Linked DNA regions of Homo sapiens: region 2 is linked to region 1. A link is an interaction called in ENCODE POLR2A ChIA-PET data of the cell type or tissue named here. Cell type or tissue: HepG2. All regions are shown on one strand. Each heading gives the region's core, and the rest is flanking DNA. Links, peaks and the distances in the headings are about the cores only. Region 1 holds the start of CLDN14 (claudin 14). Region 2 overlaps DOP1B (DOP1 leucine zipper like protein B).

Region 1 (16,010 bases), core at 4,592-12,591:
CACTTCTCATCAGTTCATTCCTGGGAAGCTCAGCTGGGAAGTTACTGGTATCTGTCTCATCCAAAAGGTTAAATCTTCCGGTGTCCTGAGTACACACCAGCAATTAGCAAACGCAGGACCACATTGAAATGCCTGTTGCTGAGATTGTTGTCAGCTAAATGATGGGTGCCGGGTAGATAACAGTGAGGTTGCATTTCACAAATGTGTCATCTGACTTTCAGAAACTTCCCATTTCATACCAACTATGATCTGACAGCACCAAAGAAGCTGCAACATGAACTAAGGTGTACCTAGCTTCAGAGAAGAAAAGTGTAAAAGGAACCTCTTTAATTCATTTCCTCACTGATCCTCGCTATTAAATACATTGCCATCAATTAACTTTTCTATTCTCTATTTGGAAATTTCCTTACTAAAGAAAATTCTATCTGATTCTTTCTAAGTAGACTATGAGGCACTATTAACCTAAGTTATACATGAAGGATTATTTCAAGAAATGGGAGGGAGGAGGGTGGCAGGATGGTGTTGGAAAGCGCTATGGTGTGTGTGGACAACAGTGAGTATGTGCAGAATGAGGACTTCTTCCCCACCCAGCTGCAGGCCCAGCAAGACGCTGTCAACATAGTATGTCATTCAAAACCCACAACAGGCCGGGCGCAGTGGTTCACGCCTGTAATCCCAGCACTTTGAGAGGCCGAGGCAGGCAGACCATGAGGTCAGGAGTTCAAGACCAGCCTGACCAACATGGTAAAACCCCGTCCCTACTAAAAATACAAAAATTAGCCGGGTGTGGTGGCAGGCGCCTGTAGTTCCAGCTACTTGGGAGGCTGAGACAGGAGAATCCCTTGAACCCGAGAGGCAGAGGTTGCAGTGAGCTGAGATTGCGCCATTGCACACCAGCCTAGGTGACAGAGCAAGACTCAGTCTCAAAAAAAAAAAAAAAATTAAACAAAATCCACAGCAACCCTGAGAACAACATGGCCCTCATCACACTGGCTAATGACTGTGAAGTGCTGACCACACTCACTCTAGACACCGGCCGCATCCTGTCCAAGCTACACACCGTCCAACCCAAGGGCAAGATCACCTTCTACACTGGCATCCACATGGCCCATCTGGCTCTGAAGCGCTGACGGGGCAAGAATCACAAGACGCATATCATTGCCTTCGTGGGAAGCCCAAAGGCAATGAGAAGGATCTGGTGAAACTGGCTAAATTCCTCAAGAAGGAGAAAGTAAATGTTGACATGATAAATTTGGGGGAAGAGGAGGTGAACAGAGAAAAGCTGACAGCCTTTGTAAACACGTTGAATGGCAAAGATGGAAGCGGTTCTCATCTGGTGGCAGTGCCTCCTGGGCCCAGCTTGGCTGATGCTCTCATCAGTTCTCCGATTTTGGCTGGGGAAGGGGGTGCCATGCTGGGTCTCGGTGCCAGTGACTTTGAATTTGGAGTAGATCCCAGTGCTGATCCTCAGCTGGCCTTGGCCCTCGGGTTTCTATGGAGGAGCAGCAGCAGCGGCAGGATGAGGAGCCCAGACGAGCAGCTGCAGCCTCTGCTGCTGAGGCCAGGATTGCTACAACTGGGACTGAAGGCTCAGACGAGGTCCTGCTGAAGATGACCATTAGCCAACAAGAGTTTGGCCATACCGGACTTCCTGACCTAAGGAAGAGGGGATTGCTTATGTCATGAAGATGTCCCTGCAGGAGCAGAGTTTGGCCAGGCGGAATCAGTAGACATTGATGCCAGCTCAGCCATGGACACTTGCCAGCCAGCCAAGGAGGAGGATGATTACGACGTGATGCAGGATCCTGAGTTCCTTCAGAGTGTCCTGGAGAACCTCCCAGGTGTGGATCCCAACAATGAAGCCATTTGAAACGCTGTGGGCTCCCTGGCCTGCCAGGCCACCAAGGATGGCAAGAAGGACAAGAAGGAGGAAGACAAGAAGTGAGACTGGAGGGAAAGGGTAGCTGAGCCTGCTCAGGGGACTGCATGGGACGCAGAGAATATAGGGTTAGATGTGTGTTATCTGTAACCATTACAGCCTAAATAAAGCTTGGCAACATAAAAAAAAAAAAAAGGAAATGGAACCTCTCATTTCCCATCAGGTTTATATCTGATCTTTCATTCATATCTGATGGGAAATGAGAGGCTCTCCAAGGTAGGTGGTGCAATTTTTGGACAGTGACTTGGTTTGCCTTTACTGTCTCTTCATTGTCACTTGTCTGAGGATGACAGGGTGTCCCGAGACAGAAAACAGGACAGAGCAGAGGATTGGGAAGGCACCTTGCTTTCGCTCTGTATTTGGAAATGAACTTGACTGCTGCGATCACTAGTGCAACATCTTGCTGTATTGATTAACCTGTACTCAGGTATCGCTGGTGACAGAAGTGATCCGTCTGATCCTAACGAAAATCAGAGCCTTGGCCAGGCACAGTGGCTCACGCCTGTAATATCAACACTTTGGGATGCTGAGGCGGGTGGATCACTTGAGATCAGGAGTTCAAGACCTGCCTGGCCAACATGGTGAAACCCTGTCTCTACTAAAAATACAAAAATTAGCCAGACATGGTGGTGCATGCCTGTAATCCCAGCTACTTGGGAGGCTGAGGCAAGAGAATCGCTTGAACCTGGGAGGCAAAGAGTGCAGTGAGCCAAAAATCACGCCACTGCACTCCAGACTAGGTGACAGACTAAGACGCCATCAAAAAAAAAAGAAAAACAAAATCACAGTCTCACTCCAAGTCATAGAAATAGTGGCAACTGTAAAGAACACATATGGCTGTCAGTGGGTGAAGTCTGTCCCCCAAAATGCATATTGAAGCCCTACCTTCTGGTGCCTGTGAATGTGACCTTATTTGGAAACAGAGACTTTGTGGATGTCATCAAGTTAAGATGAGCCCATTAGAATTGGCCCTTATCAGCCCAGTACAGTGGCTCATGCCTGTAATCCCAGCACTTTGGGAGGCCGAGGCAGGCGGATCACCTGAGATCAGGAGTTTGAGACCAGCCTGACCAACATGGAGAAACCCCGCCTCCACTAAAAATACAAAATTAGCCAGGCATGGCGGTGCATGCCTGTAATCCCAGCACTCGGGAGGCCAAGGCAGGAGAATCACTTGAACCCGGCAGGCGGAGGTTGCGGTGAGCCAAGATCACGCCATTGCACTCCAGCCTGGGCAAGAAAGAATGAAACTCTGTCTCAAAAAAGAAAAAAAAAAGCTTCTTAGAATTGGCCCTCATCTAATCTGACAGGTGTCCTTATAAGAAGAGAACGACGTGTGAGGAGAGACATGCAGGAAGACCACCATGTCATGAAAAAGGCAGAGATTGGAGTGGTCATGCTGGAAGCCAAGGAATGCCAAGGATTGCTGGCCACCACCAGAAGCTGGAGGAGGCCAGGAAGGCATCTACCCAGTCTCAGAGGAGCACAGCCCTGCTAGCGTCTTGGTTTTGGACTCTTGGCCTTCAGAACTGCAAGGCAACAGACAAATGTCTGTTGTCTCAAGCCTCCCAGCATGTGGCACTGTGTTACAGCAGCACCAAAACACCAATGCTCTGGCCAAGTTTCGGGGCTGTTCTCTTGGTGGAAAAGTAACCATCTCTTAAGTCTGAATTTGCAATTCACTGTTCACGTCAGAAAGTACAATCTTAAACCCAAGAACATGGGGCTTTTGAATCCAGAATCTAATGGACATGCATGCGTAAATAGAATCCGAGCCTCATGCTCTTCCTACCTCACTCGTCTTTGGGGCAGTTTTGTGGGATTTTCCTAAGGAAAGGGTCTATTTTTTGAAAACGGCCCCAAGGCCTACGGTTCTAAATCCAGACCGTGTCTGAGCATGGACAGTCTAGGTTCCTGTGTCCCTGCCGCCCAGTGGGGCCATAAGTCCTGCATCCTCCTCAGTGAAGGGCGGAGACTGCCCATCCCTGCAGTGGGTCCGTATCTGGCCCTGTCCCCCTTGGCTCCTTACAGGGCAAGAGAGGCTCAGAAGGTGCTTCTTTCTTTCTTTATTGCAATTGGCCTAGTTCTTGGCTTCTTTTCCTGCCTATATCACCAGCAGGGAGGGAAGGAGACTCCTCCAACAAGAAGGTCCCCACCCCAAATAGTGCCATTGTCAATGCCAGGAATCCAAAAGGTCTCAACCCACAAACCACAACACCCCTCTCCAGGAAGGGGTGACAAAAGCTCTCCTTCGGCAATACCTACGATGGATAAGGCACCACGCCGGGCACTTTGCATCCATCAACTCACACAGCTACATCATTACCAAACCTGGGCTCACCGTTCTTTTAACCAAAGATGGAGGATCCTTTTCCGAGGCTGACCTGCACTCCTAGTTGCCATGGAGAAAGAAGAAACCCTGGTTCCTTCACCGCATGGTTCCTATGAGGCCTCAGCAGCTGCCTTGTGCTTCTCTCTCTGGACCTCACGTGGCCTCTAGGCCTCACTGGACACAGACCCTGTGACCCCAGACAAAGGGTCAGGAACTTTCTGAGGCCCATTCCAGCAATTCCTGCTCAGAGAGACGCATGGTTTGAAACCACATGATGCATTTGTGCAGCCCTCCAGTTGTAACATTTGCCCAAGGGCTGTGAGCTGCGAAGCTAGCACTGGACCGGGCTCGCTCCTCAGGGCCTCCTGAACCCAGCGGCGCAGAGAGAGATGCAGACCCCGAGTCAGAAACAACACCACCTGGCCGTGCAAGGAGCTGATGCTGAGATGCAAGGGCTGCAGTGGGGCCTTGGGGAGAACTTGCAGCTGCCAACTCATTCTGGAGGTGGATACAGGGTAGTAACATGAGGCAGCGTAGTGGTAGGAGCCCACGAAGTGAGGCCAGTGTGCTCGGTTCAAACCCTGCCTCCACCACTTACAGGTGTATGACCTTGGGCGGGTGACTTCACTTCTCACAGTCTATTTTCCCATCCATAAAATGAGGTTAATAGGAGTACCTAAAGCAAAGGCTGTTTCAGGATTAAATTAGTAAATAGACGTAATATGCTTAAAACCACAGCTAGCACACAAAGAATGCTGCCTTTGTGTTCAGGACAATTGTGATTGTTGTTACTATTGACACAAGCAGTCTCCTTAGGTCAGACCTCTGCAAAGATATCACAGGCCTAGCACCAAGGTTTTCATGGAAGCGTCGTGACTTTCACAGGATATGCTGTTGATGAATAGAGCAAGGTCAAGTTTTACCACAACCTTTACTCTAGCAAGTTAGCTAAGGATCCACTAACTTCAGACTCAAGTTGTCAGCATGTGTGTCGCTCAAATCAAAGGGGACCCAAAACGGTAACCCAAACCCCAGGCATCTCTGCATACATAATTTTCCCTTCATTAATTTGTTTAGTCAACAAACTTTTGCCAGCTTCCTAATGTGTCAGACCCTAGTCTGGCTCCGTGAGAAATCAAAAAATGAATCAAGCTTCAAAGACCAGTTGAGATCAGAATAAAGGTGATCTATGTATCCATCCATCTATCCATCCATCCATCCATCCATCCATCCATCCATCCATCCGTCTATCCATCCATCCATCCATCCATCCATCCATCCATCCGTCAGTCTATCCATCCATCCATCCATCCATCCATCCATCCATCTATTGAAACATTGACTAACTTCCATCATACCCAGCCCATCAGGATAGTTGCTGCCCTAACTCAATGGGATGATTTTAGCAGTGTTAGGAAAATGCTCAAGACCTTCCTCTTCCAAATCCTCACTTACCCCTGATTGGCATTCGAAGTTTTACTATTAAATCTTTATTCCTTAGACTTAAAAATACCTCTTGGGAGGGACAAAATGTTGAGCCATTATGAGTCATTTACACCTTAGAGTTTAAAACCAGACCCAAGGGCAGACGTTGATGGAAGTTGGAGGAGCCAAGAGAAGAGTTCCCTGCCCACTCAGGGAGAGGATTGGGAGAGAAGGGCTGGAGACTCGGGACCAGCCTCTCTACCCCCTCATTTTCCCTCGCTCTGTGTGTGCCTGTGGCCCTGACCCTGAGAGGCAGGAGGGGAAGGTGTAGTGCTAGCCAGGCTCCCTGCTACTCATACGTGCTGGAGTCCAATAACTATTTGATGAACGAAGAACAAATCAATACCTTTCTATTTAGATTTCGTCACATCATGTTTCTGTGACTTTGCCCTCTGGTCCAGGAAACACTGTTTTATCCAAGAGGAGCCTTGGGCCAGGGTCACAGGTCAGGGAATTTTCAGGCTTCAGCCCAGAACAGGAATGACTTGTTCCAAAGAAAATCAAGACTAATAAAGATTTCACAAAATATCTACAAAACAGAACGTTACGTCCATTTCATTCACTGTCACAGTGTAATATCCCTAAAAACTATCATAATATTTTAAAGCAATTTGGAGTTTACATTTTCTCTCTGCGGGGTTTCCTAATAATACACAACGAATGCCAAGAAATCAAAGCCAGTTGTAAACTAAATGTAATGAACTTGTAGCCAAATCATCTCAAAGACAAAGTTATAAAAAATAATTTCTAAAAAGTGCCCAGCATAAAATTATAGATAATATGGGCACATTTTACTATTATGCTGGTACCCCTATATATTCCAATATTCTTAAAATGGTGTTCAGCAAAGGCGATGATTCTATCTCCAAGTTAGTTCATTCCTTTAACAGTTTCATTTCAGCCTGTGTAACTGCTTTAGGTGGGGTGGAGGATCTAACGAAAAGGTCTATTTCGTTGTCAGGTAAAATTCTGCGTGGTTTTACGTAACTTTCCTGGCATAGATAGTGAAATAGTATATCTGGTGGGAAACCTCTAAGGATAGAGGATCTGGGCCTATAAATGACCTGAACCAAAGTTGTTTTTGTTTGTGACTGTTCACTTCCAAAAACAGACCAAAAAAGCTATGCAGATGTGGGTTATGTCAATCCTCCATCAATAACATTTAACAGATGCTTCCGAATGCCTGCTCCAAGCTCCTGACACTACTGGATGTGCTGTCTTTCTGTCCTTCACCGTCCCATTGCCAGGGACACAAGGGCCAGGCTTTTGGTCCATGCCCAGGGCGTTTGTCCACACCAGATTCCTTCGCTGCATCTTTTTTTTTAAACACCAACCAGAGCCCGGCGGATTGATGCACACTGTGGAAGACACGCAGAAGCCCAAGTAAGTCCCTGGCCCTGGAGCATTTGCGGTGTGCTCAGTGACGAAGGGGCGGAAATTCTTGTCATGTTAAATCCATGGCTCTCAGCACACTTCTCAATTCCAGAATCGCCCACAACGATTTTCAAAATTGAAAAGGAACTGGGATTTGTGCCTTGAGAGGGTCCCCAAACCTTGGAGCCACTCAGGGTGCTGGCTTTTGGCTACACATTCCCACCAAGAGATTTCATTCTTGCAATTTTCAAGGCCAAACATCTCTTAATCAGCGAATCATTCCTCAAAGGGCTGGAGGCGTTCCCAGCCCTGACCAGTTCCCTCAGCCACCCTCAGGTGCTGCCTTCACTTCCAGCAGAACTCTCCCTAGCCCTCCTGGACATCGCTGTCAAGCAAGTGTCTTGACCTTCCAAGAAAGTCACCTTCTTCCGTCAGCACTGGTTTCACAGTATGCCATGTCTCTTATCTCCAACTTGTAGCAAATTGTCCCTCTTTCCACACTGTGCTCCTTGACCCGTCCAGCTCCACATTCCACCAACAGACCATCCGAATCACCCACAGCTGCAGCTGTAGAAAAAAGCAAACAAACAAAAGCAGTTGCTCGTTGATCAGAATCGACCAGCATGCATCTAGGGCCCATAGCAGCCTAAAGGCTGAGAAGCTGAGTTACTCAATAGCAGAAAAGTCCAAAGCAGTGTGAGGACAACCGCCAGGTGGTGGCTCAGAGGAGGACACAGTCGCTGTGGGCAGGTGGTCAGGGCGCAGGAGGGAATGAGCTGTGGATTTTTAGTAATCTACAACAATCAGGCAGTTCCAGGACACAGGGAAGTGAGTGTGAACAGCCAATGGACCCGGAGCCGAGAGCCTGGGCAGGCGTAGGCTGGACTATGGACGCCCTGCAACCCTGCCAGGCTGGGAAGGGGAGGCTTGATCCTGAGCGCGTGTTAGGAAGGAGATGCCCAGGTTCAGGTGTATCGTGCATTTTTTTTCCACAGTGCAGAAATGACATTTCTGGTTGGTCTTGAATGTCTGCTCTGGCCAAGCCACCTCCTCTCATGCTAGCTAACCAAGTGGCACGTGTGCCCACGCAGGCCATTCTAAGGAACACTGTAATTGTCTAGACAATTTTCTCTCAAATACTCCGTCCTGGAAGCGTCTGGTTGGCAGAAGAGGGAAGGCAGGAGGGTGGCAGCGTCCCGGCTGAGTCCTCTTGCACATGGGAGCTGGAGTCCAGCCAGGCTCCAGAGCGGCTCCGGCTGGCAAGGGACCTGAACAGGAAGATGAGACTCGAGGTTTTCTGCATGTGAGTTTGGGGTGAAGCTGTGGATGTGGGGTGGGCGGGCTGGGGTTGACAGTCATCTGTTTTGGAAGCCCTTAGGCCCTGCCGGTTAGATGTGCATGCAGCCAGGGGTCCGAGCGTTCTCCAGAGGAAGGGACCGTGCTGGCCCCTACAGGAAAGGAAGCTGCAGGCTGGTCTGGGTGGCCTCCAGAGGACCCCACGCAGCTGGCATGAGGGCAGCCAGGCTCCTAATGAGCCAGGAACGACAATAATCCAGTTCCTGAGTGTTTGGGCAGAACTCTTTTCATCGCTTACCAGGCCTGTTTGGGAGGAAGGACTGAATCTGTTCAGTGTTTTGAGGCCACAGCTCAGCTCGGGGAGCTCAGCGCCACTGCCCCCTTCTGTCTGCTGGGACTCCCTCGTTTTTCTGCAAAGAGGGCCAGGCAGACTGTTCCGAGTTTCCAGACTTGGGAACATTCTCCTGCTCCCTAAATACACCCCTGCCCTCCAACACAGACACATATTGGCATGGCAGGAGAGGGGGGGAAGTGATAGATCTCTCTCAATGAGGGTAAAAAATGGTGCTGAAGAGGAGAAATGCCATGCAATTTGAGACGTGAGTTAATCCTTCAGTTACCTGGGGCCCCACATCCCCAACAGCTGCCACGGCTTCCCAGGATGGGCAGGAGGGACCCAGGCAAAATAGAAAAGGAACCAGGATTAGTGTCCTGAGACCGTCCCCAAACCTTGGAGTGCTGTCCTCACTGGCTTTAACTGGGTGCTGGCTTTAATTCCCGCAGTGTTCAAAGCCAAACATCTCTTGATCACTGGGTTTCATTTTTGAAGTCTTGGGAAACCAGAGGACAGTTCATCATCGTGTGCTTCCAGGGGCTGGGCCCAGGTCTGCTGTGAAAAGATGCTGTCATCTGAGCTCAGCGTTCATGCCCGTGTCTCTCAGTCACTCACTGGAGTTGGGGACGGGCTTATCTGTTAGGATGATAAAACTTCCATAGCATACGCCTTGCATTTGCTGGTATCTGTCCCAAAGGGCTTGTCAGTTTTTACATATATTATCTCAGCATCTTCTAGATGTCTCTGCAGAGGAGCTATTCCTATGTAGACAGTCATTCCTGTGTAGACAGTGAGTAATAGGCTGAGCAGCTTGCCCAAGATTAGTCAGAATTGAAGCCAGCGCCAGCCCCCATCCTTATCTGGCTCCAATCTGATTTGCATATCTCAAGCTTACTGTGTTTTATTTACCCATCTGTATAAAGGGTTCAATGCTTCTTAAGACATCTACAGAAAAATCTATAAAAAGGAAGACACGTAGATTCTTCCTTTGGTGCTATGAAAATGTCACTATTAAATATTTCCTGTTTTCCAGTTAGTTTTTAGTTTTTAGGTAAAGATCAATAAAATGGAATATGTCCATTATTGTTTTTAAAAAAATCATTCTGTTGCCTATATATCAGAAAAGATCTTTCATTACGCAGAGTAAGAAGTCTAAAAGTCTGTTTTCAAGGCTAGTGCCAATGTGTTTTTAAAACGCAGGTGGCCAGCCTTGCCAGTTCAGGAATGATTCTTGGCGTTTTCAAACTCAAACGTTCCTCCTTCCAGCTAATCTGTGGATTCTTCACTCGCACCATTTGCAGGACAAGTGGCTGCCAGGGCCAGGGACTTTTCACCGGGTGACCAACAGCAACATAGTGTGGGGAATTTTCTACTCTGGGCCATTTGCTGAGAGGGCTCCTGGGCCTAAGCTGCTACCACCTCCTTTATCTCTCCCTGTCGGGTGACTCTATAAAAAGACAGGAGAAGCTGAGGCTCATTCACTCACTTTGTCCACTTCATTCCCAAGAGAAGTGTCGGGGGGACCTGCCAGGCTTAGGGGAAGCTCTGAGCTGAGCCCCTTGTGCAAAGAGGCGAGCCACCCAGAGGCAGCTGTTCCCTTCTAGGCCTGGAAGTGCACATGCTCATCTACAGCTTTCTTGGAAGAAGAAAGAAACAAAAACTGAGATTTAGAACACCAGGTCTGTTTCCACTGGCGGCCACTCTTGGGCACTGGAGACCAGCAAGAGCTTTGTTTTTAAAAGGCTCTTCCATGGCAGATATTCGCAGAGGCATCAGGGCTACACTTAAATGAAGGTAAAGTAAACATATGAAACCATATTTTCGATTCTACAGAACACTGCAAGAGCGTCTCTGTTCCTTTCAACATTCTAACTCAATGCACTCATTGTTTTAAGGGGGGAAAATCCCAATGTCCAGTTCCCAGCATGTCCATAGCAGGCAGGGACAGCTTCACAGGCACATGATCTGTGCAGTTACAGGGAGCCCCGTGCTCAGACAGGCTTGCACTTGGCTTGATGTTCTGCAGACGCCATCTTGACATTCTTAATAATTTCTGAACAAGGGGTTCTGTATTTTCATTTTGCACTGGGTTCTGCAAATTATCTAGCAAGTCCTGAGAGCAGGCAAAGGTAACCTACAGGGCCTGGTACTCTTCAGAGCAAATGCACAATCTGGCCACTGTGTGTATGTCTAAAGGCTAAGCCACACCTGCCATGCACTACTTTAGCTGCAAGGCCTTTGCTTACACAAGGATTTCTGCAATCTGAAATCTCATACCTGACCCAATTAATTCTAAATGTCTTTATATCAAACTATCACAGGCTTTTCTGGAAGACTCACCCAATCATTCTCACCACTGTGAGTGTATGCTTTGGGGCCTGGGCCAGGAGGAGATTTGTTTTCAAAGGTCATCCATGGGCCGAGGGCAGTGGCTCACGCCTACAATCCCAGCACTTTGGGAGTCCAAGGCGGGTGGATCATGAGGTCAGGAGTTCGAGACCAGCCTGACCAACATGGTGAAACCTGGTCTCTACTAAAAATACAAAAATTAGCCAGACATGGTAGCAGGCGCCTGTAATCCCAGCTACTCAGGAGGCTGAGGCAGGAGAATCACTTGAACCTGGGAGGCGGAGGTTGCAGTGAGCTGAGATCGCACCACCGCGCTCCGGCCTGGGTGACAAAGTGAGACTCTGACTCAAAAAAAAAAAAAAATAGTCATCCATTAAAATATAAATGCCTGTGGGGTAACTTCTTGGCCAAGATTAACAATGAGGGAGGCTCAGTGCCCACAGTGGGCTGGGGTCCCAGGAAGAGGACCCAGGTTGTAAGAACAGGCTTCCGTGGGGCTCTGGGAAGGTAAGAGCCAGAAGGCAGCAAGATAAATAAAGAACCACCCCCCCAACCACTTTTTCTAGATGGCAGAAGGCAAGGGTGCAGGGCCACAGGAGGGAAGGTAAGATTGTAGCTGGAGAAGAGGATTTCAAGCGAAGGGAGTGGGAGAGCCTAGCCTTATGGGTAGGTGAGACAATATTCCAGGGACAGGCCAGAGACACCTGTCTCCATCTCAGGAGATCCCAAAGAGAGCCTGCACTCAGCAGGCAGGCCCAGCAGAACAGACATCTGAACTATGACTCTCTGTTAAACCGTTTTGGACTCTTTAAAGCTCCTAATAGGACCTTTAAAAGTTACATCAGGCCAGGTACGGTGGTGGCTCATGCCTGTAATCCCAGCACTTTGGGATGCCGAGGAGGGCAGATCATTTGAAGTCGGGAGTTTGAGACCAGCCTAGACGGAGTGAAACCCCGTCTCTACTAAAAATACAAAAATTAGCTGGGTGTGGTGGCGTGCACCTGTAATCCTACTGTGCTCCAGCCTGGGTGACAGAGCAAGACTCTGTCTCAAAAAAATAAAATAAAATAAAATAAAAAAAGTTAAATCAATGAAGCCAGCGGGGCTGGGTGCAGTGGCTCACACCTGAAGTTCCAGCTACTCGGAAGGCTGAGGCGGGAGGATCACTTGAGCTCAGGAGGTCAAGGCCGCAGGGAGCCGTGATTGTGCCACTGCACTCCAGCCTGGCCAACAGAGTGAAAAATAATTTTTAATGAAATAAATAAGCCATTGGTTCTCAAACCTGCCTGCACATCAGAATCACCGGGTGGGGGAGAGGAGCTCGAAAATTCCCATGCATGGACCCCACCCCAGTCAGCGAATCAGAATCTCTGGAGGTAGCCAGGGCATCCGGATCTTTTTAAAGCTCTCCAAGGGCTGCGGCTACAGCAGGAGGGTGGAGAGCCACTGATCCAGGTGACTTCTCCACGATGAACAGACCTTCTCTATTGTCCTCAATGTCCCTCCATCCCAGCTTTGACGCCACGGCCCGCCATGATGTTCACACCTTTGTGTGCACGCATATTTCCCTTGGCTGTCTGCCTTCATCATTTTCCCCTAGGAAAATCCCCACCAGGTCCAGTCCAGCCCTTTGTCCACTTGGGACCCTCGCAGTGCAGTTGATGGTGCTGGGAAAGGCTGTCCGGCGTGATAGTCTATGGTACCCGCAGGACCACTTGCCCCACCTGCACCCGGCACTGACTAGCACTTGACCCCTTGACTTGGTCCAGGCCTGCGGTCATTCTCCTGGATGACCATGGTCTCCTCCTCTGTGCTCAAGCCTCCCGCACCTCCTCCCCCATCTCCTGTCTCAAGACATCATGTTGCTTCTTATTTCCCTGAGAAACTTGGAGCAAACTCAGAACATGCGTTATTGCCCACTGACATCTCCCCCAGCCTCCTGCTCCCGCCTCCCCTCCCGTTCTGGAGTGAGTTCTCTGCATGCTGGTCAGAGCTGGTCTCTCCATGTGCACACAGGATCCCTACTGCCCCTACAGATGTTTCCCTCCTCGCTGAACCATTTCCTCAGGCATGCAAACATGCTTCCATGCCTCTCATCTTCAAAACAACAGCAAAACAAGGGTCCTCTCTTGCCTACACATCCCACTGGCAGAGGTTTCTAACTCTTTTGGTTTAGTTTTTTGTTATCGGTGTTGTTCTGGGTGGCGGGATGGGGATTGCCTGGGATTCCTTTGGCAATCTGGCGAAGCTGATGTATTCTTCTCAGCACAATACTTTTAAATGTGTAATATAACACATAACATGCAGGATTATAAAGGAAGTGAATTATAGTAAAACATAGTTATCAAAATATTTTAGTGCAATTCTGTTCCTAGTAATGGACGACCTTCCTTATTAATGCATTACATCATGAGGTCTAGCAAGCATCTTATAAGTATCATTTGAAATTGTTAGAGTGATAAATGTCCTTTGCAGGTATCTGCAACGCCTGTAATGCGATGCAAAATATCATGGTCTCTATTGCTGATTAAGGCACAGGCACTGGTCATATTGCTGTAGGTGGCTGCCTACATTCAGGATTGAAGGAAATGCTAATTGTCAGTGAGAGGTAGATGAAATAGAAGATGTCACTTTTTTTCCTGGCTGAGTTGACAGATATCCTGAGGTCTATGGGCCCTGGAACCCATCCTAAAACTGTTGCCTCATTTCCTGATTCCCCTGGAGGGTCCAAGTTCCTGAAAGAATTCTCTGGGCTCATTCCCTCCTGTCCCTCTGTCCCTATTCTCTCTTGAACCCACTCCAATCAACTCCGCCGAAACTGAGCTTATCAAGGTCTCCAATTTCCTTCATGTTGCTAATCCAGTGACCACTTCTCAGTGCTCAGATGACTTGATTTATCAGATTACTTGACTTGACAGAGTAGATTGCTCTCTCCAACATGGAGCTCTGTCCTCCCTCACCAGTCTCCTCTGGGTTGACCGTTCACTATCGCCCATTCCTACAGCCCGTGGCTGGCTCCTCTTCCTACCTCTATCCTCATCCCTCCCCTGATGTTGGAGGGTTCCTAGAATCAGCCCTGGAGCCCCTGCTCCTCTCTATCTAACGTTCCCTCCTAAGAGACTCCATCCCATATTTTAATCCCATCTCCATGCGGTGGTGACACAAACAGACTTCTCCAGTTCAGTCCCTCCCTGAACCCTGCACTTACATATGCAACCATGGTTATCCCCAGGTGGGTAGGCACAGACATCTCAAACTGAACAAGTCCAAAAGAAAATTCCTCTCTTCTGCCCTTCATCCTCTGTATCAGTCAGAGTTCTCCAGAGAAACAGAGCCAATCGAATATGCATTTATATAGAAAGAGATCTATTTATTCTAAGGAATTGGCTTGCATGATTCTCAAGGCTGGCAAGTCCAAAATCTGCAGGGTGGGCCAGGCACAGTGGCTCACACCTGTAATTCCAACAGCCTTGGGAGGCCAAGGTTGGAGGATTGCTTAAGCCCAGGAGTTCAAGACCAGGCTGGGCAACATAGTGGGACCTCCATCTCTATAAAACATTTTTAGAAATTAGCCAAGTGTGATGGCACATGCCTGTAGTCCCAGCTACTCAGGAAGCTGAGGTGGGAGGATCACTTGAGCCTGAGAGATCAAGACCAGCCTGGGCAATATAGCAAGAGCCCATCTATAAAATGAAATTCTGCAGGGTGGGCTAGCAGTTTGGAGACCCAGGATCACGGACACTGCAGTTTCAGTTGGAAGGCAGCCTGCTATAGAGCTGAGAAGGGCTGATGTTGGAAATAAAGGTCAAACACAGTCTGTTGGAGAGAGTTTCTTGCTCAGGTGAAGCTGCATGTTATGGACTAAACATTTGCATTCTCCCAAAATTCCTATGTTGGAGCCCTAAGCCCCGATGTGATAGTATTTGGAGACGGGACATTTGGGAGGTCATTAGGGTTCAATGAGGTCATGAGGGTGGGTGCCCTCACAATGAGATTCGTGCTCTAAAAAGAAGGGAAAGAGAGAAAGATTTCCTCTGCCTGCATGCAAAGAAGACGTCAGGTGAATTTCCACCAGGAACCCAAGCAGCCAGAACCTTGGTCTTGGACTTTCCAGCCTCCGGAATTGTGAGAAAATTAATTTCTGTGGCTTAATCCAGCAAGTCTGTGGTATTTTGTTGTGGCAGCCTGAGCTGATGGAGACACCAGTTTTTTCTGGTTCCAGTCTGGCCTTCACCTGACTGGGTGTGGCCCACCCACACTATGGAGGGCAATCTGCTTTCAATGTTAACCTTGTCCAAGGACTAACTTCACAGAAACATGAAGAATAGTGTTCAATCATATATCTGGGCACCCCATGGCCCAGCCAAGTTGACACAAAAAATTGATCATCACATCCTCCAAACCCAGATCTCCAACCCTCTTCAAGCTCTCAATAAGTGGCAACTCCATTCCTCCAGTTGCCCAAGACAATAACCTTAGGCACCTGTGTCTCACACCCCGCAGCTAAACCATCAGCACATCCCGCTAGCCTCACCTGAATATAGAAACTGACCTCTTCCTGGCACCCACCTTTATTTCCACCACCTTGGCTCGGCCTCCTGGCATCTCTTACCTGAAAGATCACAAGAACCTCCTGTTTGGTCTCCCTAATTCAGCCCAGACGTAACCTTGGACAAGTTATGTAACCTTTCTACACTTCAGTTTCCCTATCTGTAAATAAAGATGGCAAAATGCGCATTGCGATTTGTTTAAGAGTTCATTGCATGCCCACAGAAGCACTTAGCACATGTTTGGCATATCATAAACACTCTGGAACTTTAACTATGACTGTTTTTACTCTTATCATTAACAACTAACTGCTTTGGAGCACCTGGGCTTCAAAGGCTAAATTTACAGAGAAT
Region 2 (14,748 bases), core at 6,323-14,322, 240 kb after region 1:
GAAGGCATAGAGGACCCGCCGAGAGTCGTAGGGCTGCAGGTAGAGCAGGATGTGCTTGAACAAGGCCTCGACGGCCTCCTGCCTTTCCCGCTGCTGCTTTAGCAGCCTGGATGTGGTGAGGGCCTGGAGCTCCAAGTCCGCCTCCTCGTCGCTGGAGAACGACTCAGAAGCCTGCGTCTTGTCCGAGTCCACCCGCACCAGGCTTAACTTGGCCCCAGCCTTGAAGCTTTCTGACTGGAAGGCCGCCAGCAGGGCCGAGCGCTTGGGGTACGCCCTGCCCCCCATGGGGATGGGTGCACAGCAGTTCTCTTCGTTGCTCAGCTCCTGCAGGTCGTGGGAAGGGGAGGAGAAGGAGGACGTGTTCTCGCTGTCCGTGTGGCAGGAGCTTGTATCTGCAGACTCGGTGTGCTCGCTGCTGTCCGGGGCGCCGTGGGCCGTCCTGTCTGGAAGCTCCACGTAGTAGGGCAGCTCTTCCTCGCTCAGCTCGCCTCGCAGCGGGTACTTCTCGGGCTCCTTCTCCACTTCGGCCCAAATGGCTTCACGGTCCACTGTGGTGAACTGGCTCAGAGGCAGGTGCTCTTCAGAGCCGCTCTCCTGAGGCTCGGGCACTGCGCATGCCTCTCTGAAAGAGGTTTTCTTCCTGTTAAACCAACGGTGCAAGTCATCTGAAAATTACAAGATGACAAATGACTTTAGACAGAAGGGTCAGCTATGATACATTAGCTGTAGGGCGGTCTTTGTCTTAAAGCCAGACAGAAAGATCAATATTCCTAAAATTCTCACATGAAACACCACCACCAGAGTCCGGTTTACATTACAGACAAAAGTAGACAAAGGAAGGTGGATAGGTTTTACAGAATGTTCAAGGATGGGATCATTTAGTTACATTGTTATAGTAAACTTAAGTATTTTAATTTTTTGGAGGGGAGCAATTTTTAAAAATACGTATTATTTTTTCCTAGGAATTCTCTTTCAAGAAATGTCTCCTGGCCGGGTGCAGTGGCTCACACCTGTAATCCCAGCAATTGGGAGGCCAAGGCAGGTAGATCACCGGAGGTCAGGAGTTCGAGATCAGCCTCGCCAAAATGGTGAAACCCTGTCTCTACTAAAAATACAAAAAGTTAGCTGGGCGTGGTGGCAGGTGCTTGTAATTCCAGCTACTCGGGAGGCTGAGGCAGGAGAATCATTTGAACCCAGGAGGCAGAGGTTGCAGTGAGCTGAAATTGTGCCACTGAACTCCAGCCTGGGCAACAAGAGCGAAACTCCGTCTTAAAAAACAAAAAAACAGAAATGTATCCTGCAGAAATGTCAGCAGAAGACTTTCAAAGCCATAAGGATGTGGATATTCACCGAAATGTCACATGTGTATAAAGACAAACTGGAGGCTGGGTGTGGTGGCATGGTGGCTCATGCCTGTAATCCCAGCACTTTGGGAGGCCTAGGAGGACAGATCACCTGAGGTCAGGAGTTTGAGACCAGCCTGGCCAACATGGAGAAACTCCATCTACTAAAAATACAAAAATTAGCTGGACGTGGTGGTGCGTGCCCATAGTCCCAGCGTGGGAGACTGAGACAGGAGAATCACTTGAACCTGAAAGATGGAAGTTGCAGTGAGCTGAAATCATGCCACTACACTCCAGACTAGGCAACAGAGTGAGACTCTGTCTCAAAAAAAAAAAAAAAAAAAAAAAAAGGAAAGGAAAAATCAGGCCAGGTACAGTGAATTATGCCTGTAATCCCAATACTGTGGGAGACCAAGGTAGGAGGATTGTTTGGGAGGCCAAGGCCAAGGTAGGAGGATTGCTTGATCCCAAGAGTTCCAAACCAGCCTGGGCAACATGGAAAAACTCCATCTCTAGAAAAAATTTAAAAGCTATCTAGGTATGGTGACACACACTTGTAGTCCTAGCTACTCGGGAGGCTGAGGCAGGAGGGTCTCTTGAGCCCAGGAGTTCGAGACTGCAGTGAGCTATGATGGTGTCACTGCACTCCAGCTTGGGCAACAGAGTGAGACCCCTGTCTCTAAAAAGAAAGGAAAAAAAAAATCAAGCAGCAGAAGAGTATTATGTAGAATGAGCCCAGTTAGGAGAGAGTATGTATAATACACAGCCACTAGGAAAGTCTGGGAGACTACCTGCAAGCCATTAACAATCCCTAGTTCTATCAACTAGCATTACAAAGGACTTCCACTTAGGTTTTTATGTCCTCATTATTTCCATTTTAAAACTAACCATGTTAGTACTTCTATAATCAGAAAACGTATGACACTTTAAAATATTGAAGTCTTTTTTAGGAGAAGTCAAATAGGCCACTGACCACTGCCTATTTAAAAAAAAAAAAAAAAGAAGAAAAGGAAAAAAAAATTAGTGAGTCAAAAGTCTTTGATATTGCCAAACATTTTAAATAAGCAGTGTTCAATAAATCTATGCCATGAGCCGGGCATGGTAGCTCATACCTGTAATTCTAGCACTTTGGGAGGCTGAGGTGGGCGGATCACTTGGGGCCAGGAGTTCAAGACCAGTCTGGCCAACATGGCGAAACCCCATCTCTACTAAAAATACAAAAATTAGCTGGGCGTGGCGGCGCGTGCCTGTAATGCCAGCTACTCAGGAGTCTGAGGCAGGCGAATGGCTTGAACCTGGAAGGCAGAGGTTGCAATGAACCAAGATTGCGCCACTGCACTCCAGCCTGGGCCACAGAGTGAGACTCCATCTCAAAAAAAAAAAAAAAAGAAAAGAAGAAATCTGTCATTCTCATAAGGTTTTTAGGATGATCAAACAAGATAAAGGCACACAAAAGAGCTTTAAAAAAACTCTATGCCATGGACATTAAGCAAGATCAAGAAATGAAGAAGAATCAGACATCAGAAATTGATGAGCTGCTTGAAGTGCATAGCAGTATTTTAAAAATAGATTTCTACAGGATTACAGAAATAGGGTGGGGTAAGCAGGACACTTATCATTTTTTTCAGAGAAAGAAAATGGCAGAGCAAAGATGTTCTCTCCTATTCGGAGGTAGCAGACCATTTCTGTGGTCAGCAGGAAACACAGATTAGAGGAAGCAGCAAGGTAGTGCTGGGGAACTTTTAAAGCCCAAGGAAGGCCAGGCGTAGTAGCTCATGCCTGTAATCCCAGCATTTTGGAAGGTTGAGGCGGGTGGAACACTTGAGCTCAGGAGTTCAAGACCAGTCTAGCCAACATGGCGAAACACCCATCTCTACTAAAAATACCAAAACTAAGGCTGGGCATGGTGGCTCACACCTGTAATCCCAGCGCTTTGGGAGGTAGAGGCGCATGGATCACTTGAGGTCAGGAGTTAGAGACCTAACCTGGCTAACATGGTGAAACCCCGTCTCCACTAAAAATACAAAAAATTAGTTGGCTGTGGTGGCCAGCGCCTGTAATCCCAGCTACTTGGGAGGCTGAGGCAGGAGAATTGCTTGAACCTGGGAGGCAAAGACTGCAGTGACTTGGGATCACACCACTGTACTCCAGCCTGGGCAACAGAGTGAGACTCTTCTTCAATAATAATAATAATAATAATAATAATAATAATAATAATGCCCAAGGAACTGTGGAGATAGAGCTTTCCTCTTAAAACAGAAAGAAAAAGAAATACTAAAAAATGTAGCTGCCATGAATAGTAGCCAAACTTTTAAGAAGGTTCTTTGTTTACACTTCTTTCAGTTTTACTTTCTTACAATGTGGAACAATAAAATGTTTCCTATTTGATAGGGCAGCCAGCTTTTCCCCTAAAGGAAAACCAGAGGTTAGAGGTTTAGGCCAGGAGCCTTATAAAGACAGGAAACCATTTCACACACCTCTGCTTACTTAGCTAATGGGTTGCTTTTCTCTGTAAGATAAGATTGAGATAGCCAGGCGTGGTGGCTCATGCCTGTAATCCCAGCAATTTAGGAGGCTGAGGCGGGAGGATCATTTGGGGTCAGGAGTTCGAGACCAGCCTGACCAACATGGTGAAACCCTGTCTCTACTAAAAATACAAAAAAAAAAAAAAAAAAAGAAAGAAAGAAAAAAAAATTAGCCAGGCATGGTGGTGCATGCCTGTAATCCCAGCTACTCAGGAGGCTGAGGCAGGAGAATCACTTGAACCCGGGAGGCGGAGGTTGCAGTGAGCCGAGATTGCACCACTGCACTCCAGCTTGGGTGACAGAGCGAGACTCTGTCTCAAAAAAAAAAAAAAAAAAAAAAAGATTAAGATAAATACAGGATAAGAAAAAACAAGAACTGGCTAAATACAGACATTTGTCCTTTTTTTCCTTCACCCTTGATCTGGAGAGGGGGGTGTCTGGAGCTTATTCCTTTGGTTTCAACTTCTCGAACAGCGTTAGCTTATAACTGTCTTTGAAGTGAGCTTGCTAGGCAGAGGAAAACTTGTTCTTCTTTTCTTTCTTTTTTTTTTGAGATGGAGTCTCACTCTTTTGCCCAGGCTGGAGTGCAGTGGTGTGATCTTGGCTCACTGCAACCTCTGCCTCCTGGGTTCATGCCATTCTCCTGCCTCAGCCTCCCGAGTAGCTGGGATTACAGGCCCCTGCCACCATGCCTGGCTTATTTTTTGTATTTTTAGTAGAGATGGGGTTTCACCGTGTTAGCCAGGATGGTCTCGATCTCTTGACCTCACGATCTGCCTGCCTCAGCCTCCCAAAGTGCTGGGATTACAGGGGTGAGCCACCGTCCAGCCCTTCTTTACTTTTTAACCCTTGTCTTGCCACATTCTGGGCCTTGGTTTTTACTTCTTAGACTAGGTCACTACAACCTTCTTATAGCCTTGTCTGTTACTTTTCTTGGAATGAATGAATGCAGTACTTCTTCTTATTATTATTTTTAAATTTCTGCCTCAAGCTAAACAAACTCACTCAAAGTTTGCAAACCATCCCTTAGAAAATTGTGAAGTCATTAAATACAGCTATTGTAGGAAGTAATGTTAGTTCATAAAATGCATTAGATATTAATCACTGAAGTTTAATTGACTCATCAGGCTTATTTAGTTTTTCTTTTCTTTCCTAATTTCTACCTATATTCTTTTATGTTTGTGTTAAAGATGCCTCTGGAAGTTCTCTGAACTGAAAGGTTTATTTCTTCTTCATTTCTGATAATCTGATTAACAAGATTTTATAGTCTAAAAGAATCTTAGAGCACAGATAGAAAATAAACCACTTACCTTGTAGTTGAAGGTTCACAAATAAGTTATTTTATTTATTTATTTATGTATTTATGAATGACAGTCTCTCTCTGTCACCCAGGCTGGAGTGCAGTGGCACCATCTCAGCTCACTGCAATCTCTACCTCCCGGGTTCAAGAGATTCTCCTGCCTCAGCCTCCTGAGTAGCTGGGATTACAGGCATGTACCACCACGCCCGGCTAATTTTTGTATTTTTAGTAGAGACGGGGTTTCACCATATTGGCCAGGCTGGTCTTGAACTCCTGACCTCAGGTGATCCACCTGCCTCAGCCTCCCAAAATGCTAGGATTACAGTTGTGAGCCACCGTGCCTGGCCAACTTTCCTTTTTTAATAACAAAACAATCTGGTTTTTCAGTGAAAACAGCAAACCCACTCCCTAATAGTTCTAAATGCTAGATCACTAGGTCCTTAAATTGCCGAAGTCCTCACAATTTACAAAGTACCATTTGCATCTAACAAAACCCCCTAGTGGGCCTCAGTCTCTCAGCTATCACTGCTGAGGTCCAGTCCCCCCACCCATTCCTCCCTCACCCTCGGGTCCTGTGCAGGCTGCTCACCGGCCGAGTTCTCCTGCTTGAGGCAGTGGATGGAGGTTCTCTGGGTTTTTGGCTGCAGCAGCAGCAGGAGCACGGGTTCGAGGATGCGAGCCACGTCCCCGAGGGAGAGCGCACGCACCAGCCAGCCCTGGGCTGCCGCACCGATGGCACCATCCGTGCAGGCCAGGCTGTCCAGCACGACAAACAAGGACCTGCAGTGGGAAACACACCAGTGAGTTCACTCGCAGCCACCCCTGTGCGCCAGGCACCGTGGCAGACACTGGGCATAGGGCGTCACCCAACACAGGTACCCTAGGACCTCCACCCAAGCTGGACTTCCAGACCCAAGTAGATGAGCACAATGGGGACTCAACTTTGGTTTCGCGTTGGAATCACCAGTGGGAGCATTTAAAATCCCAATGCTCAGGCCTCACCCCAAATGGGTTATATATCTGAGTCTGGGCCTGGGCCTCAGGCATCAGAATCAGCTGGTGTCTCTAAGGCCGAGTGCCTGGCCTCACACCTAGAGTTTCAGAGGCACTCGGGAAAAACAATGTGGAATACAATGGGCTGCAATCAAGTTCACCTCTTAAGCATGAGACAGTGATGGGACAAGCACACACACCAAGTATGGTCACTGCTCCAGGGGAGGTCTAGGCCATCTGACCTCCCTGCAAAGTCCCCTCATAGGGGCATGCCGTAAAAGCTGCACAGGTGATCCCGGGGCATGCCAGGATTCCTCACATCCCAACCAAATTAAGAAAATTCCTAACATGTGTTCACATGTGTCTGGCCTAAATTCACTTAGGGGTTTATGGGAACCACTGGCTGTGCTCGGAGGGGTCATGTGCAGGGGTCAGCTTTTCTTTGTTTGAGATGGAGTTTCGCTCTTGTCACCCAGGCTGGAGTGGAGTGGCGCAGTCTCGGCTCACTGCAACCTTTGCCTCCCGGGTTCAAGTGATTCTACTGCCTCACCATCCCAAGTAGCTGGGATTACAGGTGCCCACCACCACGCCCAGCTAATTTTTGTATTTTTGGTAGAGATGGGGTTTCACCATGTTGGCCAGGCTGGTCTCTAACTCCAGGCCTCAAGTGATCTGCCCGCCTCGGCTTCCCAAAGGGCTGGGATTACAGGCGTGAGCCACCACACCCGGTCATATGGGTTCATGTTTTCAACTGCACGCTCCTCTCCCTCCCCAGCCCCACACGTTGGGCAGGCACCTCTGTGGAGTTTCCTCGTGAGTTAACGGTAGATCATAACGAAGGCCGCCTCACCTATCAAAGGAGCGATTGTGAGATGTTACTCGACTGCCTTGGATCTCTCTTGTCAGATGCCAGATCACGGAAAATCTAAACAGAGCTTCCAGCCTTGTTCCCTTGATGAGGAGATACATGGGAGTGAGGAACTTGGTTTTGTAACTGACCACTGTCTTCAGTCACCATAAACCCCATTTAAACAATAGATCAAAGACTTCAGCAGAACTGACAGCAACCACAGCAAAGACGCTGCATTCTCCTTTGACTGATTCGGCCAGAAGGAAAAGGAGAACCTGCATCCTCTCTCTCTGATTGTTCACTTTAACACAGCGGCACATTCAGAACTCAGTATTAGAGTCCAGGGTCACCCCTGTGGTCTGCAGCCAAAGGAAAACACAAAGGAGCATGGCTTCCTTGCAAGTGTCAGGCCCAAGTGTCTTAAAGAACGAGGAGACACAACAGACTGGAAAGGAGACCCAGGACGATAAATTCTCAATAAAATATATTCTTTTAAAAAAATTGGTTTATTATTATTTTTATTTATTTATTTTTTGAGACGGAGTCTTGCTCTGTCACCCAAACCAGAGTGCAGTGGCGCGATCTCGGCTCACCGCAACCTCCGCCTCCCAGATTCAAGTGGTTCTCCTGCCTCAGCCTCCCGAGTAGCTGGGATTACAGGCATGTGCCACCATGCCCGGCTAATATTGTATTTTTAGTACAGACAGGGTTTCACCATGTTGCCCAGGCTGGTCTCAAACTCCTGACCTCAGGTGATCCGCCTGCTTTGGCCTCCCAAAGTGCTGGAATTACAGGCGTGAGTCACTGCACCTGGCCTTATTTATTTATTTATTTTTGGTAGAGATGGATCTCACTATGTTGCCCAGGCAGGTCTTGAACTCCTGGCCTCAATTTCTCCCACCTCAGCCTCCCAAAATGCTGGGATTACGGGTGTGAGCCACCACGCCCTGCTTCAATAAGTTCTTAAAGGGACAATAAATTCCCTACAACTGCCTATTTTGCCAACACCTGCAGAAGCCCTGCAAGTCCTTCCAGCAAGTTTGGGCAGGTTTCCCTGGTGAGCCTCAATATGGTCACAAACCACATTTCCAGGGCTGTAAAAAGAATGGCTCATGCTTCTAGTGGCCTTCCAGTACTGAAATCCTAGAACACCTCTGCTTATTTTATTAATCACGATGTCCACTCAGCCCCAGAAAGACTTCGACCGAATGGATGTCAGTTGGCTAAGGGCACGTACAGCAGGGGCCGGGGTGCTGCAGGATGGAGGTGGCGGCCAGAAAGGCTCACCTTGTCAGGGTCCAGGAGGGCATGGCAGATGATGTCCTCGCAGATGTTGGCCGTAGGGGCCAGGCAGTGCAGCCGGTAGAACAATTCTACGCAGGTGACGTGATGCTCCCGGGTCTCTTTGTTCAGCTGATTCCAAAGCACACGAGCCACCCTCTGGGACAAGGAAAAGGCAGGCGGTGGGGGACCAGGTCAACACAGGCAACATCCGCTCACATCCTCACTCAGTCAGTCCCAGCCCCGACATACTGGATCTCACCTATACTTGCCATGTGAGAATCCTCCATGCTCAGAGACAAATCACCAACAAATAAAGCAAGAAACCTACCAAAGGCTGGGAGCGGTGGCTCATGCCTGTAATCCCAGCACTTTGGGAGGTCGAAGTGGGGCAGATCACCTGAGGTCAGGAGTTCAAGACCAGCCTGGTCAACATGGCAAAACCCCAACTCTACTAAAAATACAAAAATTAGCCAGGTGTGGCGGCGGGCACCTGTAATCCCAGCTACTTGGGAGGGTGAGGCAGGAGAATCACTTGAATCCAGGAGGCGGAGGTTGCAGTGAGCTGAGATCCTGAGATCATGCAACTACACTCCAGCCTGGGCAATAGAGTGAGACTCTGTCTCAAAAAAAAAAAAAAAAAGAAAAAGAAAAAGAAAAAAGAAAAAAAGGAAAAACCCACCAAAGTCATCCAGGCAGCAGGCAATGTTATAGGAGGTCAAACCTGGAGGTTTCTGGCCGACTAAGAACACTGCAGCTCTTGCCTCAACCTCAACATTACTTTCAGAAAGAGAATTAACTGGAAACTGGACCAAAGGGGTTGAAGCATTCTTTCAACAGGCAGGTGCCGAGCAGGCACTGGGGAATGCACAGATGTACCCTCTGGGGAGTTTGGTGAATTTACAGTGGTTGTCAAGATCACTCATTCTGGGGTTCAGCTCCACAGCACTTGGTCACCTCTGGGGTCTGCTCGAATTGGTTACCACGCAGCATGGATAAAGAGCCACGCCTACCAGCTTTAATTCCACTAACTTGACTCTTCCCTTTTCCCTGCACAACGCTGTGGCAGGTGCCTGCCTCACTTTCAAAACACTATTATACCCCCAAATCGTGTCCTCCATCTTCCCAGCCCTGAACTGAGCTCATTAAACATGCATGGTCTGCAAAGGGCTACAGCCCCTTGCCAAGTGGCAGGGAGCAGGAGCCAGTGTGCCTGCCCCAACAAGGGTGAGACCCAGAAGGAGGGCTGGTCCCCACTTCCGGGAGGGAAATTTCTAAATTTCTAAAGACATTCTTATACTTCATAGACTATATGAAGTTTATATCTCATAGACTGGAGTATTTTAGGCATAACTTAGATCAAATAACTTCTTTGGCCCATTTATTTCTACTCAACAAAACCGTCTTTCTCTGCATAGATCAAGTTAACCACTGACTGGCTCAAACTCCTAACCATTATTTTGTTACTTTTTCTCTAAGGGAAAGTGATTTCCAACAATCACATTACAATTGAATTCTGATATATAACTTTTTGACTACGTAGACCGCCCCCCCCCCGACTTCCTTGCTGTCACTATGGCAAATATATATGCAAGAGACTCCCTTCCGGAAGGTTTAAAAAATTTTTTTGCAAGGTTTTTGAGAGTTGATGCCGATCACAAATCCATACCTACTCCCTCATATATATTTTTTTGAGGCAGGGTCTCACTATGTGCCCCAGGCTGGAGTGCAGTGGCACGATGTCAACTCACTGCAACCTCTGCCTCCTTGGCTCAAGTGATCCTCCCACCTCAGCCTCCCAAGTAGCTGGGACTACAGGTGTGTGCCACCATGCCAGGTTAATTTTTGTATTTTTTTTTTTTAGACATGGGATTTTGCCGTGTTGGCCAGACTGGTCTCGAACTCCTGAGCTCAAGCAAGCAGCCCTCAGCCTCCTAAAGTGCTGGATGCTGGGATTACAGGCGTGAGCCACCGAGCCGGGCCTTCCTTCACATGTTTAAACCTTACTCTACTCCTCTGTTCTGGGTGTTGTCTTAGTTATCTGAAATCTGCCAACACTACCTGATAAGAAAGGTCAGGGCACCCTTGGGCTATCTGACCTTTTCTTGTTTGCACTGTGGGAAGCAGGAACTCTGGTATGTGAGCTGTTCCCGCAGGATTAAAAAAAGGCTGAAAGATCAGACAACAGCCCTGTCTGGAGTCTGAGAATTGGGGGCACGTCCTGGCTATGGGTAAGGTTGCTGTGTCTCTAGTTCCAGCATCTGCAACAGGGACAGGCACTAGCTGCCGCTGTCCTCAACTCTCAAGAACTGTACAGTACATAAAAGTGTGCTCCAAGGAATAAATCTTGGTACTCTACTGCACAGTAGGGTGACTACTGCTAACAATAATGCATTGTGTATTTCAAATTGCTAGAAGAGAGGGTTCTGAATGTTTTCACAACAAAGAAATGATAAATGCTTAAGGTGATGGGTATGCTAATTACCATGATTTGATCATCATACAATGTATAAATGTGTCAGAATATCAAATTGTACCCATATATATATACAATATTACATGTCAATAAAAAAAGTATGCTCTTGGCCGGGTGCGGTGGCTCACGCCTGTAAGGCACTTTGGGAGGCTGAGGTGGGAGGATCACTTGAAGTCAGGAGTTTGAGACCAGCGTGGCCAATATGGTAAAACCCCGTCTCTACTAAAAATACAAAAATTAGCCAGGTGTGAGGGCGCACATCTGTAGTCCCAGCTACCAGGGAAGCTGAGGCAGGGGAATCGCTTGAATTCAGGAGGCAGAGGCCAAGATCATGCCATTGCACTCCAGCCTGGGCAACAGAGCAAGACTCTGTCTCAAGGAAAAAAAAAAAAGAAAAGTATGCTCTAGTGCCAGGCAAATGGTAAGTACTTGAATATGTACTACATGAAAATGAAAGTAAAAATCAAGGCTTCAGTAAGAACTTGGAAAAGCTTCCCTCACTGCCCCAAAATAAAAGGAATGTATTTAATGCTGCCACTTTTATTCTATGAGTACCTTTCCAAAGATTCATGATCTCAATTCTTTCTTCTTTTTTCTCCCCTGTGCCTATATATAGTGTAAATATGCCAAATTTTCTGATCTCTGATCTATGTAGGGCCAAGATGACACTTGCTTAATCACTGCTGCTTATAGCGGTTCCAGTCCTGGTTTCAAGTTCTGTCTATTCAAGATCTAATGTGACTCAACTCTAGCAGGAAGAAGAAATGTGGTACAAAAGTCAATAAGCAGCTGGGCACGGTGGCTCACACCTATAATTCTGGCACTTTGGGAGGCTGAGGCGGGCCTCCCAAACTCCTGAGGTCAGGAGTTTGAGACCAGCCTGGCCAATGCGGTAAAACCCCATCTCTACTAAAAATACAAAAATTAGCCAGGTGTGGTGGCAGGTGCCTGTAGTCCCAGCTACTCGGGAGGCTGAGGCAGGAGAATTGCTTGAACATGGGAGGCAGAGGTTGCAGTGAGCCGAGATCGTGCCACTGCACTCCAGCCTGGGTGACAGAGCGGGACTCCGTCTCAACAACAACAACAAAAAAAGTCAATGAGCAATTAAGTAAAAGCTCCCCCAGGACCTGACACCGTAGATGGTGTCCCACATGGAACCAAAGCTGAGCGGTGTGAGGAGTTCCACAGACAGACCCTCTCCCAAGCAACACAACCATAACTGGTGAAAATTATTTTAAAACCAACAACAACCAACCATTTAGAGTCTGGAAATTATCCAAAGGACATTCAGGAAATAAAGAAACATTTATTCCGGAAAACCTACGACATTTCGGTCAAAGCAGCAAGAGTCATGGCACTTGAGCCATGACCTGCTCATCATCTCCTTCCTTCCCCAGCTTAGCTCCATGGAAACGTCACTATCCACTCTGGTGCATGTGGCCAAGCAAAAGGGTGCTCTCTTTCCCCAGCTCCCAGTCAAGGGCTTTTGCACCTCCTGGGAGGGGCAGGCCACCAGCACGTCACCTTCCCACCCCTCTGCTGGATGTGGCAGAGGCTAAATCCAGGTGAGTGCAGTGGAGGAGTCATGGGCTCCCTGCCTCCACCCAGACCCCACTCCCAGGCAGGGGTTCCACTCAGTCCTGGCAGGCCCAGAATACTGGGGCCCCAGTTGCTCTCACTGTAGCTTTCCTGGAGGGTGAAAGTTACATGCTGGGAGAGGAAGACCAAAGGCTACTGCCTCTGCCCAGTGCCCTATAGAATATCACTCTCAGAGAAGTGGGCCACTGCCCCCATCCCCAGCAATACGGTTCTGAGTTTTGCTCAGGGGGAGAAGGAGGCCATAAGAAGAGTGTTCCCAGTGGGAAATACCTGATAGAAATCTGTTTTCTCTGCAATGACTTTCAATATCCCTGGAGCAATGGGAGGAACCGTCACCATCTGCAGCTTGCCAAAAAAAGGGTTGTGTCCAGAGCTCTTATAGCGTTTCATCTTGTCTTCAATGACAAGCGCCAGGGACTGGGAATGGTTTATCACTTCCAGCAGAGTGGAAATGGCCACGTTCTGGAGGTAGCAGTCAGTCACACAGCAGCAAATAGTCATGAGGGACTTCAGCCAAGATGGAAAACTGGAATCACCGGCTCCTGAAAGGAAGCCAGCCGGAGAGGCAGAAACAAGCAGAACCACGTGAGAATGGGTCCCCAGTCTGCAGATTCTACAGCACCCTAGATCTGGGAAGTTACCTGAGAAATCCACCTGGACAGCAGTGCGCTAACCTCCCGCTGGTGAGACTTATTTGGAAATAAGGTCCTTACAGAGGTAATCAAATTAAGATGAGGTTGTTAGGGTGGGCCCTAATCCAATATGACTGGTGTCCTTGTAAGAGGGACATGTCAAGGGAAGACAGGACATACAGAGGACACCCTGTGAAGACAAAGGCAGAGACGGGACTGATGCAGCTGCAAGGTGAGGAGCCCTCCAAGGGTTGCCGGCCAGCACCAGAAGCTGAAGAGGCCAAAAAGTATTCCATCCAGGGTCTCAGAGGAGGAGTATGGCTCTGCTGACACCTTGATCTTGGACTTCTGGCTTCCAGAACTATGAGACAAATTTCTCAGTTTATGGTACTTTGTTAGAGGAGCCCTAGCAAACCAATATATAAAATATTGGCCAGGCACGGTGGCTCATGCCTGTAATCCCAGCACTTTGGGAGGCCAAGGCGGGCAGATCATATGAGGCCAGGAGTTTGAGACCAGCCTGGCCAACATGGTGAAACCCCATCTCTACTAAAAATATGAAAATTAGGGGGCCAGGTGCAGTGGCTCACGCCTGTAACCCCAGCACTTTGGGAGGCCTAGGCGGGTGGATCGCGAGGTCAAAAGATTGAGACCATCCTGGCCAACATGGTGAAACCCTGTCTCTACTAAAAATACAAAAATTAGCTGGGTGTGGTGGCGTGTGCCTGTAACCCCAGATACTTGGGAGGCTGAGGTAGGAGAATCACTTGAACCCGGGAGGCGGAGGCTGTAGTGAGCCAAGATCGCGCCACTGCACTCCAGCCTGGCGACAGAGCAAGACGCTGTCTCAAAAAAAAAAAAAAAAAAAATTAGCTGGGCGTAGTGGCACGTGCCTGTAGTCCCAGCTACTGGGGAAGCTGAGGCAGAAGAATCACTTGAACCCAGGAGGCGGAGGTTGCAGTGAGCTGAGTTGGTGTCACCACACTCCAGCCTGGGCAACAGAGCCAGACCCTGTCTCAAAAAAAAAAAAAAAACAAAAAAACCCAACACAAAAAAAACTTTATCAACAGGCATCATGAAATAGTCTATTTACTATCACTGAATGCCACTCATGTTCTAGGTCTTCTGATGGGCTGTGCTGGACACCCAGGGTTTAAAAACATAGGCCCCACCCTTACCACTTTGCCATGTGGTGAGACACAAGTCAAAAATGTACTAATTACAAATGAGGAAGGGAACAAATGAGGCCAATAGCACCTTCTTGGCTTACACAATTTGAGCTAGTCTTTAAATATAGGTTGAGAATCTCTAATCTGAAAATTCCAAATCCAAAACCTGAAACCTTATTAGCACTGACATGATGCTCGAAGGAAACAGTCACTGGAGCTCTTGGATTTTGGATTTCTGGATTAGGAATGCTGAATCGGTAAGTGTAAGGCAAATATTCCAAAAATCTGAAAAAAGTCCGAAATCCAAAATACATTTGGTCCCTAGCATTGTGGATAGGGGATATTCCACCCACGTCAATCGCCTCATCGTATGATTCCCAAAGAGGGACTTCGGCAGGGCTGCCTCTCACCTGGCAGCTGGAAGAGCGTTGCACAGAGCTGCTCGGTCTCTTCCTCGGACAGGTAGACAGGGAAAGTGGCACAATCCAGCAGCAGGTGGCAGGCGGCGGCAAAGGCCTCCCTGCGTTCCTCCCTGGAACCCCCCAGGTCAATGACCACCTTCTCAACATCCCATTCTCCC

The links. Peaks named below come from ENCODE experiments on the same cell type or tissue, not always from the same donor. Only the 100,000 strongest peaks of a DNase experiment are listed, where the experiment ranks them.
Region 2: POLR2A ChIA-PET joins it to region 1 with 5 read pairs; 1 of 35 experiments calls an interaction of 5 or more read pairs at or near these places.

What each region holds. Positions count from the first base shown.
Region 1 is chr21:36,471,918-36,487,927 of GRCh38, reverse strand. CLDN14 (claudin 14) reads left to right here and starts at 7,806. Exons shown (of 2, transcript NM_001146079.2): 1 at 7,806-8,433. All of the region lies in intron 2 of CLDN14-AS1 (CLDN14 antisense RNA 1), which reads right to left. It also overlaps the pseudogene PSMD4P1. RefSeq lists an enhancer at 9,478-9,527. In HepG2, for the core only: CTCF peaks have their summits at 7,832 (motif pointing right) and 8,804 (motif pointing left); DNase peaks (open chromatin) are centred at 6,127 and 7,737; H3K4me3 peaks cover 3,279 bases.
Region 2 is chr21:36,230,965-36,245,712 of GRCh38, reverse strand. It overlaps DOP1B (DOP1 leucine zipper like protein B), which reads right to left. Exons shown (of 37, transcript NM_001320714.2): 14 at 14,579-14,748; 15 at 12,638-12,909; 16 at 8,299-8,451; 17 at 7,012-7,112; 18 at 5,758-5,948; 19 at 1-665. Among named protein-coding and RNA genes, the nearest start is that of DOP1B, 82 kb to the right of the region's middle. RefSeq lists an enhancer at 5,275-5,774. In HepG2, for the core only: no CTCF peak of the experiment used is centred there; a DNase peak (open chromatin) is centred at 10,382.